Regions from separate parts of the Mus musculus genome. Here region 2 is linked to region 1. The links are chromatin loops, found by intact Hi-C in ENCODE. Cell type or tissue: gastrocnemius. All regions are shown on one strand. Each heading gives the region's core, and the rest is flanking DNA. Links, peaks and the distances in the headings are about the cores only.

The links. A loop is a pair of places that touch in the nucleus more often than their neighbours do. Peaks named below come from ENCODE experiments on the same cell type or tissue, not always from the same donor. Only the 100,000 strongest peaks of a DNase experiment are listed, where the experiment ranks them.
Region 2: a loop joins it to region 1, with 9 times the contacts of the local background. A loop is called at or near these places in 15 of 42 quality-filtered maps.

Annotation. Positions count from the first base shown.
Region 1 is chr5:104,128,891-104,134,668 of GRCm38, forward strand. No RefSeq gene overlaps it. Among named protein-coding and RNA genes, the nearest start is that of Sparcl1, 18 kb to the left of the region's middle. In gastrocnemius, for the core only: a CTCF peak has its summit at 2,843 (motif pointing right); DNase peaks (open chromatin) are centred at 2,140 and 2,867; H3K27ac peaks cover 321 bases.
Region 2 is chr5:104,330,977-104,336,754 of GRCm38, forward strand. The region is part of intron 2 of Mepe (matrix extracellular phosphoglycoprotein with ASARM motif (bone)); the gene reads left to right. Among named protein-coding and RNA genes, the nearest start is that of Mepe, 8.5 kb to the left of the region's middle. In gastrocnemius, for the core only: a CTCF peak has its summit at 2,588 (motif pointing left); DNase peaks (open chromatin) are centred at 2,364 and 2,563.

The DNA.
Region 1 (5,778 bases), core at 594-4,593:
ACATTACAGCCCAGCCTTCCCGTGAGTGAGGTCATTTTGCAGTTATTAGCCAAAGCTTCCCTTCTCCTCTAAGTGCGTCTGGTGTTTTCTTAGCTGCAGTGTTGGTTCCCACAGCATGCTGATTTAGACCAAGGAAGGGCGCGTGTAGCAGGGACTGGCTCCAGTCAGCATCGGTTCTTTGTTCTGAGAGATTCTGCTGGTTTAATGCACATGGTTACCACAGCTGAGCTGGGTCTCCAGCAAATGTTAGGAAATTCAGCTAAGGGCTTGGTGGCGTCTATATATATCGGCATTAGATGGCTACTGGGAAGGAGACCAAATGTATGGTTGGTGTAATGCCTGCACTGGGTACTCCAGTGTTTTCCAGAAATTTATTTTTATTTTCATTCCCTAAGGGGCCTTTTGAACATTTTCCCTAAATGTACTCCAACTCCTGCCCTATGACATTTAAGTGCCTCTTCCATTTCAGTTTTATTTTAAAACGCCTGACCTCCTCCAACCAGTTTTGCCTTCTTGACTACATAGCCTCACCAATTAAATGAAATATGTTTCACTCTAAAAAACCCCACACATTTTAGGCTGACAACATGGCAGAGAGTCTGAAGGCTTTTCCTTCACAAGCAGGGGAATCTGGGAACTTCCTCTAACTCAGCTCAGGTGGAGGTGAGTGGAGAGGAAAGTTGGCATAAAACTGTCGTCCTCCATGTCCTCCACGATCTACTCATACCACTGTGAATGTACACACACACACACACACACACACACACACACACACACACTCACACACATGCACACACACATACATGTATATATATACACACACATATATACATATGTATACATATATGTATATACATGCATGAATTCGAGCACACGTGCTCACACACACTGAGGATGTCTGGCGTCTGGCACTGGCCTTTGCGTCAGGAGGACAAGAAAGAGCTCGTAGGACCTGGGAACTAGGAAATGCAATCTGTGTGAAGTTAGCAGTTGCCATCAACTCTCAGACTATGTCTTGGAGAAATCACAGCCTGAGGCTACCACATAGCTTTCCTGTGTTAAAGAGACATCAGAATCTACAAATTCATCTGTTAGACATGGACAGATCCGCCACGGACTAGAGAAGACAGACCTAAGAGCTGGGTTGGGCCACCACACACTCATTTTTACCTCAGTTCCAGGTTCTCTTCCCTGCTCCAGATCCGACCCATGTGTCTTACCTGTTCTTCTCATTTGTGAGACAGGTCACCTGACAAAAGGCACTTGAGGGAGAGAGGGAGGGAGGGAGGGAGGGAGGGAGGGAGGGAGGGAGGGAGGAAGGAAGGAAGGAAGGAAGGAAGGAAGGAAGGAAGGAAGGTTGGTTCATCTGGACTGACAGTTGGATGCAGGTTGTCATGGCGGAGGTCATGCCAGAGAGTGTGAGGCAGGGTTAGGAACTGCACCCAGGGCCTCATATATGCTAAGCCACAGCTTCTTAAAGGGAATGTGAGGGTCCCTAACGTTTTGGCGTTATAAAAGGCTTCTGAATGTGCAGGGCTAAACATTTGTCCAAACATGAAATGAAGGCGCTACATCACATAGCTAGCTTTACCGTAGCACTGACTCTGGAACACGAGAGAAAGTGAGTTCACCCTGCATGCCGTCCTCCCATGCACAGCAGTGTCTCAACTGTACACATAGGGCTTCCTGCTCTGGCTTAATTACAAAAACAAAAAACAAAACAAAACAAAAAGCTGAGATTTCCTGCCTTCCTTCCTCAGCATGCAAGGGGTCATTGCTGCTACAGTTGCTGACTTAAGTTTCATTTAAAAAAAAAAAATCAAATCCCATTTAATTAGTGTATAAATTATCTCATCTTTACCACATGGTAAAATATGTATGTCAGAAATTATTTTAAGTTCTCTTATGATTTACTATTAAATGTTGGAATAATATATCTACTTTATTTTATTTTGTTACACAGTTTGTGTGTATGTTTTCAGGTGTGAGCGTGCATCCATCTGGTCAACCTCACGTCTTGATTTCCCAGGAGCCACCTACCTTGTGTTGCAAGACAAAGCCTCTTACTGAGATCTGGTGCTTACCAATTTAGGCTAGGCTGGCTGGCCACCAAGCCCCAGGGATCTTTCTGTATCTGCCTGGCTTTGTATGTGGGGGAATGAACTCAGGTCTTCAGGATTATTTGGCAAGTACTTTGTTGCATGATCCAACTCCCCGCTGTTCTATATACCCGGGCCAGGTAAAACTGTCTCATGTTGGAAGCAGCCCCAAGGAAGTTCAAATCCCTGTCTTAGGTAAGGGCTCCTCAACTCAGCACACCTGCCAATACTATTTCTACTAACGTGCTTAGAATACTTGGCACAGAGTAGGGCTACACCCATACCTGTCCTGCACTTGATGAATTGGCTCAGAAGAAGCAGGCCATCCATTGCCCCCTTGGTGTCCCACCCTGGGCTGGGTCCTGTATCTTAGCAGAATGCCATTTTCTTTTCTCCCTGGTTCCCCACTTTCTGTTCTGTGTTGTGATCATATGTACAGAGGAACTCTCTGACATACCAGGTGCTTTCAAATAGGGATTGTTTCTTACAGAATTCTGACCCCTCGCATTGGCAAACACTTAAATCTATCAAATTTTTTCTTCCCCCACATCATTTCTTCCTGATTAATGAAAATGTTCACGATCTTTGGTTAACTGTGTTACATATCACCAGATTTTTAAAACGATCTGAAATCATGAAAGGAGAAAGAATGCACAGTTCCCCTGCCTGGAGACTTAGGTAAACACACTTGCTTTCTCATTTGCTCCCATGTACAGGACACTGTTTGCAAGCAGCCACAAGAGGGAGGTATGAGCCTCTGTCAGCCCTAAGGAGTGAGTTGGACCTTGGCATCCCTGGCATCCTTTCATCAGAGTGAGTAGGGGAAGTTCAACCCTGAACCAAGAGCGTTCACTGTGTTGATCCCACCGTCTCTAGCTAAGGATGAGCAGGGTCTGAACTCTCCTCACTCACAGAGAATATGACCTCCCATTCTTCATTGTCCAGCAAGCCTATCCTGACTGGAAAGTTAATTTACAAAGAGCTTGAAGGACATGTGGTCCCAGCTTTTCTGTTATTTTCCGTTTGCATTAAGTCGGAATTCTGAAGAAGATCTCCTGTCTTTGGAACCTTAGAATTCCTCATTCTGAACTTTGACTTGGCATTCATCAATCCAGAATTGTGTGTGTGTGTGTGTGTGTGTGTGTGTGAGAGAGAGAGAGAGAGAGAGAGAGAGAGAGAGAGAGAGAGAGAGAGAAGACAGGATGTGTAAGTGAAGCTTTTGTATTCCAAGTTGCAGCACATGCAGACTGTACCTGAAACCAAATGAAGATACATTTCACACATCACCACTACCACCAGCACCAGCACTACCACCATCATCACCATCACCACCACCACTAGGCTCCCTCAGGCACATGGGTGTCATTCATGGCTGCAGGTATGCTGTTCTAGGCTGGTGAGTCCATGGACCCCTGAGGTCGCCTGGGCTTGCTCAGATGGAGGCTCTGGTCATTGTTTCTCCAGAGAATCAGCATCTTAAGAGAGTCTCTTTGCCAGGCGGTAGTGGCACACGCCTTTAATCCCAGCACTTGGGAGGTAGAGGCAGGCGGATTTCTGAGTTCGAGGCCAGCCTGGTCTACAGAGTAAGTTCCAGGACAGCCAGGGCTACACAGAGAAACCCTGTCTTGAAAAACAAACAAACAAACAACAAACAAAAAACAAAAAAGAGAGTCTCTTCAGAGAGAAGTTTACTGGTATTTAAAACTACAGCTCTGTCTTCTGGTCCTGTGAATGCTTCAAGCCAACAGCCTCTTTAAAAACCACATCAGGAATGAACAGGACTCGAGGCCAATGAGGCAGCACTTTGTGGTCTTACTGGGTCAGGAGGCTTTGTGCTGTGAGGTCTGCATGTGCTGGTAAGGGGCTACTGGAGGTGTGTCTGGGCTCACGAGTTCTGGCCCTCATCTGCTATCTCTGCTTTTGGCATTGAGTTGATTCCAGACCATAAAGGAAACAACTCACAGTGAGCTGATACCTCTTACCTTCCCGAGGTCTGGAAAGAGCCCAGAGTCCTTACGCACTGTGGCATCACAGTTTCTTTTACTAAAAGAGGGAAAAGGAGGAAAGCAGAAGTGAGCTGGAGATACCAGGTAGAAACTGATGGGTAGAGTTGCCAAAGTTTCCTTGTAGCGTGGGAAACACACCAGACACGTCTCAGCCATAGGACTCTCTACTCTTGAACTCTCTCTGTACTGTGTATGAATGCAACCCTGATTTTTCCATCTTTTTTTCCTGCCTTGGGGCAGAATTTTTTTTTCCTATGAGGCCCCAATAACCCTGTGCTTTTTCTTCTCTTATCTCAAGGGTGAGTGAACTGTGACCTAGAAACACCTGTATCTGCAACTAAAGGCTTCCCAGAACAAAACCACACTTCTATCTTTACATCTTGGACAAGACCGTGGAGTTGAAAGATTATTCGGTCCACAAAGTCTAAAATGTTTCCCATTCTCTATTCATAGTGAATTCCCAGTGTCTTTCTGTTCTGGTTTTAGTTTCACTCATGACTGTGCGCTGTAGACATTTATAATTGTAATCACATCCATCCACTTATCTATATATATATTTCTTGAGACAGGGTTTTAATGTATCCCAGTATCGCCTCAAACTTACTATGTACCCGAGGCTGGCCTTGACCCCAGATCCCCTGCCTCTGCGTCCCGAGGGTTGAGGTTATAGGAGGGTACTGCTATGTTTGGGTATTCTTATTTTTACTAAAGATTTCTTCAAGGTCAGAGATTTTGTTCATTCATCAGGATATTACAGGGGGTGACTGTGCCAGCTCCCCTCAAGTATCCACTGAATGTATAAATGCTGATCAAATGAGTATGCAGAGCTCCACAAACTCTGTAAGTTATGGTCACAGTCATGTCAGCTAAAACTTTCAGAAGGGGAAGGGTGTGCAGGACAGAAGTACACATCCTTGTCCCCATACGTGACTCACATGTGACTCACAAGCGACTGCTTGCACCCCACACTCAGCAGGAAGCACAGCCACAGCTTGGTCTCTGAGCCTTATATACCCACTTACCCCTGCTGGACACCTACGTAGTCCCAAAATTATCCCCAGAGGAAAGGACTTTTTCACAAAAGTAAACATCCTTTTAGCCGTGAAACTTTTGGCTTTTGTTAGGGAAGGTCTATTTTCATGTTCAGACTCAGGGGTACCTATTTTTACACTACAGCCAGACAAGACTTAATTACGGAGTCAAATAGGCAGGTGTGTCTCTGCACTATGACTCTATTTCACAAGAGACAGGAAGGAATAGCTTACCTTTTGTCTAAGGGTGGGGGAGGCATCCAGTCGGTTTGCACAGTAAGAATTGTCCCATAGGGGTTAGAACTCTTAATTATCGAGACCTGATTAATATTAAGTAGTTCCTTATCTGTGTAAAACATTTATGTGGTCGCTGCAAAAACATGGAAGGTGGAGAGTGGCTTATCAGAATTCTGAAACTTAGCTTTTATTTGTTCACTAGATCTTTTTTTTTAATTTTAATTTTTAAAAATTTTATTAGATATTTTCTTTATTTACATTTCAAATGTTATCCCCTTTCTTAGTTTCCCCTCTGAAAATCCCCTATACTCTTTCCCCTCCCCCTGCTCCCCAACCCACCCACTCCTGCTTCCTGGCCCAGACATTCCCCTATACTGGAGCATAGAGCCTTCACAGAACCAAGGG
Region 2 (5,778 bases), core at 1,029-5,028, 200 kb after region 1:
GCACAGCACAGCACAACCCAGCACAGCACAGCACAGCACTGCACAGCACAGCACAGCACACACAGCACAGCACAGCACAGCACACCACAACACAGCACAGCACAGCACAGCACAGCACACACAGCACAGCACAGCACACCACAGCACAGCACAGCACCGTCACAGCACAGCACAGCACAGCACAACCCAGCACAGCACAGCACAGCACAGCACAACCCAGCACAGCACAACCCAGCACAGCACAGCACAGCACAGCACAGCACTGCACAGCACAGCACAGCACACACAGCACAGCACACACAGCACAGCACAGCACACCACAGCACAGCACAGCACAGCACAGCACACACAGCACAGCACAGCACAGTACAGCACACCACAGCACAGCACAGCACCGTCACAGCACAGCACAGCACAGCACAGCACAACCCAGCACAGCACAACCCAGCACAGCACAACCCAGCACAGCACAGCACAGCACAGCACAGCACAGCACAGCACAGCACAGCACAGCACAACCCAGCACAGCACAGCACAGCACAGCACAGCACAGCACAGCACACACAGCACACAAAGCACAGCACAGCACAGCACACCACAGCACAGCACAGCACCGTCACAGCCCAGCACAGCCCAGCACACACAGCACACACAGCACAGCACACACAGCACAGCACAGCACAACCCAGCACAACCCAGCACAACCCAGCACAGCACAGCACAGCACAGCACAGCACAGCACAGCACACACAGCACAGCACAGCACAGCACAGCACACACAGCACAGCACAGCACAGCACCATCACAGCACAGCACAGCACAGCACAGCATAGCACACACAGCACAGCACAGCACAGCACAGCACAGCACACACAGCACAGCACAACCCAGCACAGCACAGCACAGCACAGCACTGCACAGCACAGCACAGCACACACAGCACAGCACACACAGCACAGCACAGCACACCACAGCACAGCACAGCACACACAGCACAGCACAGCACAGCACACCACAGCACAGCACAGCACACCACAGCACAGCACAGCACCGTCACAGCCCAGCACAGCCCAGCACACACAGCAAACACAGCACAGCACACACAGCACAGCACAGCACAACCCAGCACAACCCAGCACAACCCAGCACAGCACAGCACAGCACAGCACAGCACAGCACACACAGCACAGCACAGCACAGCACAGCACAGCACCATCACAGCACAGCACAGCACAGCACAGCATAGCACACACAGCACAGGACAGCACACACAGCACAGCACACCACAGCACATACAGCACAGCACACACAGCACAGCACACACAGCACAGCACAGCACACACAGCACACACAGCACAGCACACCACTGCCCAAGCTCTGGCCAACTTCACTTTAACACCTCAGGTTTGCCAATGAATATGTCTTTCCTATGGGTTACAACGGATGACTACTATCCTAAACTGGAACACTGTGCCTGCCTCTCCTCTCCCCATCACATCACAGGGTCGCGTCTTTATGCTGGAAGTTCTCTTTTAGAGATAGCTTTGCCATCTAGTGGGGAAGAACTTTTTTCCCCTAATAGATAAATATTTAAGAAAAAGTGGACCCAATCTTTCTTTCAGTCAGAATGATTTTTCCCCCCCAGGTTAATATAATCCAGTGAAAGACATAGAAGTAAAACATTTGTTGTTTGAAGAAATGAATGAAAGAACTTCTATTTGGTGAAACTGAGTCTCTTGTTTCCTTGCAGACATTTCAACCACAGACTGTGAAAACTAAGCAAGGGTGTGTGGAGGAACAGAGGATAAACAGAGTTATTCCTCTCAAATAACAATTTTAGCTCTGTAGAGAAAAAAAGAACAGCAAGTGAAAAAAGCTAACTACCAAAATGTTGTTGGGTGCTTAGGCCAGACGTGCACAGTATCCAGCAGAATTATGTCACATTCTAGTTCAGTATAATCCCTACAACAGATGATTGAAAATTTCCAAGCATTGATCGCTTTTTTTTTTCCAGTGTGATTTCATTCTTTAAATGAAACCATGGTTTTCTACACAAGTTTCAGAGGAATAAGAATTCTGGGACACTGTAATGAGCAAACACTGTTCCCCACCTATGTGCAGCGTGTGACAACAAAGAGAGGAAGGGGCTGTGTCAACAGCTTTAATGGGGAATCAGGTTCACATGGAAGTAGTTTTCTGCATGTATCCAGAAAGTTAAGCAAACGCTGTCAGATTTGCATGTCACCAAACCACATCGGAATGTCAGCTAAAAATCACAAAGGTCCAAGTGACAAACTTCAAAGCCAGAAGGGTCATGTGTGGTGGCCATTTGCCAACTAGCTGGACCTTAGCCATGGGCAAAGTAAAACCTACCTTTCCTCTAATGCCCGCTCCCTTCTGCTCTGGAAATATCCACTCGTGTTGCAACGCCACTGAGTTGGCAGGATATATGAGATATGGCAGGAAGACTGACACGTTGTGGAAGACAAACAATTGACAGCAGCATGCAGGGAAAACAAATTTTAAGACTAGTACAAGAGAGCCCTATAGGTGGCTGCCTTCTAGGATGGCTGACACACGCCCTCTTGTGGTTACAGGTAGTACTGCCTATTCCCCAAGGGAGAACTTGACTTCTCTCAAGTTAAAAACTATCGCATAGTATTAAGAAGATATCAAGAAATTTTCGTAAGAGACAAAACCACCTCAATATAATGGAATAGTTGACATATCATTTATAAAATGATAAAAATCCATAAAAATATGTCTACACCGAGCATAAGTGAAGGTGAGTGACCATGAGAAGATTCCTGACATGTGAACTAGTCAGTGGAGATGGAAGGAGACAGTGAGCTCTGGTTTCCAGTGTGGATGTTGCCTTTGTTCCCTTCCCCCACACTCCCCAGGTCCTAAAGTCACTGTGCTGTGCAAGTCTGTGTTCCAGAATCTTCCTTGTCCCTATCCATTGCTTTGGCCCAAACCATGTCCTGGTTTAGGGCCTACTTCTGCAACCGTGGCCGTGATGGGCCGTGAGAGCCTGTAATTGTCATTTTGCTGTGCATTAACGGCACTGTACTTCATGAGGGGGTTTCTGAGCATATTCTAGACCATATGCTAGAACAGTGTAGACTCCCGGGGAGTCGGGGGGGGGGGAACGCAGTTACTATGACAGGCTGTCTGGTTGTAAAGAGTAACACGTGTCTCTTACACCCATTCCATGGATCACCTCATCCGTGTCCAGTCACACTGAAGAGGAAGAACGAGGCTCTTGTCACTGGGATGGCGATAATTCTTTCACTCAGTGGCTTCTTGCAGACTCGATGCCCAAAGAGCTAAAGAGAGCTAAAGAGTAAAGGGCTATTACTTTCCTAAAGCTGGCTTGCCAGAAATCCTTTGTATGGCCACCTGTAAGGCGGCATCATTCTGTCTATGTGAAAGTTAGCTAATTTTGGTTCCGCCGTGGCATGTGTTTTTGGTGCTCCTGCTGAGTAAGAGGCAGGGCAAGCTGAAGCAAAGGAGGAATGCAATTCCTTCTCTCTAAGATCTGAGAGACAGAAAATGATCACAGGGAACAGAAGACGGGATGTGGAAGGTGTCATGTGAGGGCCCCCAAACCTCCAGTCGCACCTTAGGGGCTGAGAGTAGAAAGAAATCAGTTCCCAATGAGTTCCGGTCTGGTGTTCAGACACAGTTCCGGTACACAACGGAAACTGTGAGCTAGGTTGTGGGGAGCAGTAAGGTTCCAGAGCACAGAGTGAGTGGGAGAGGCTGCTGTCCAATGAAAGGAAGCCCTGAGCTAAGGCAGGACGGAGAAGACAGACCAGTCAGCTGACTCGCAGCCGGTCACGCAGCCGAGGACGGACTGGAGATTCCTGCGCACAGGCAGGACAGGACGCCTTTTGTACTTTAAAATATTTTCTCAGACAAATGGTTAACGGTCCTGTGGCAAAATTAAAACATAGCCTCATGCTCTTTATTATATATATTACAGAACAGTTGTATTTACTCCCCTAGCTAAATGCACGCTAGTCATTAGTAGGCACGCCACCGTTCTTAACAAAAAATTCCTCTGAGAGTAGGGAGAAAAAAATGAAAATGCTTAAGTTTAAATTTGATATATTGGTTTTTCTAACCTACCTGTTCAGCTCAAAATGGCTTAACAGAAGTAAGTAAATAGACATACATGCCCAACGCAAGCTTTCTGAAGCTTGATGACTTAAACTAAGTCAAGTATTTAGAATATTTTCTGGTCAAAAGTAAATCAGTCCAGATCCTTTTTTTTTTTTTCTTCTCATAACAAAATCCTATTTTCAGAATAGGCTTGGGGCTATAAAAGATCGTGTGTAGTGGTATCATCCTTCCCATGTGAAATTCATTAATAATTGTATTTTACAATGAAAACAAATGGAGAATTTTGGGAGATTTTGGAGACTTCATACTAACAAGTTCTCCCAGACTAAAAGGGACTTCCTCAAATTACCCTTACCTGCAGTTCAAGCGTCTGCAGAGGCAACAGTCTTAAAGCTCCCAACACTTAATTGGGTGCATTTTAAGGCAGAGGATGCCCAGTAAGATGGCTCAGAAATGGCTGCCACCCCAGTCAACCTGAGCTCTGCCACCAGAGCTGACATGGTGGAAGGGGAGTTCAGACACTCACAAGTTATTCTCTAACACTGATACACGGGTATGACACACTCAGGTACTCCCCACGCTGCAACGCAGGCACGCATGCACACATGCGAGACACACACACACAGTATTCTTAATTAGAGACTGGGGGACATCAAAACCCCATTTTAGGTCACATTCGATCAGAGGCCACAGGTTGCAGAACACAGTCAAGAACGAGTCCACAATTCCCTGCCACTACACACAATTCAATAACTTCTAGAGACTGGAAGGACAGCTGTGAGTCCTATGAGGAAATGAGTCTCTTATCACTATCTGGGGAAGCAAGCTAGCATTCCACCAAAGGCAGGCACCACACAGCCTTGCACAAACGGTAGCTGCTATCATTTATATAGAACTTGGTTAGTGAGAGATCTGTGCTAGATACCTTACCTGCATTGTATCTCTTAACATGAGTATATCTTTTTTAAATCCCAAAATGTGTTTATTTTCTTATTTTATAATGAAAAATTTGATGCCCAAAGAAGCAAAGTAGCATCCCCGGGTCACGTGCTTCCCGGGTCACGTGCTTCCCTGGGTCACATGTCTCCCCAGCTCATCCAGTCCAAAGAGGGATGGCAGCTGCTGAGATACCTGAGCCCTCCTATAGCACAGTTACTTCAGCCTGCACTGGAGTGAGAGATTGGGACCATTTGGGGGCTGGAGAGATGATTCAATAGCCAAGACACTTACTTCTCTCCCAGAGGATCAGGGTTTGTTTTTGTGCACTCACAGGGCAGCTCACATGTGCATCTGACACACACGGTGCCCAGACGTATTAAATATTTTGTCGGTTATCTCATCTGATGCAGTTCACCATGGCCCCCACACTCCTGATCAGCGTCTTTGTGATCTTCCTCACCTCCCAAAGGTGTAAGCTTCCAGCTGAATCCTCTTTTGCTCCGTATAGACGCTTTCATCTATTCTTATTTTTAGTTATCATAACCAAGATGTTAACAAGCTCAAGGGAAGCGCGCCTGTTGAAGCGTGTCAAAAATACATTGGTCCTACCACTTAGTCTTAAAAGATTCACATTGTTTTGCTTCTGAGTATTTGACTCTTACCTTCCCATCAAATCTACCTCAGTCTTACTCTTCCATGAAAGCTGCATAG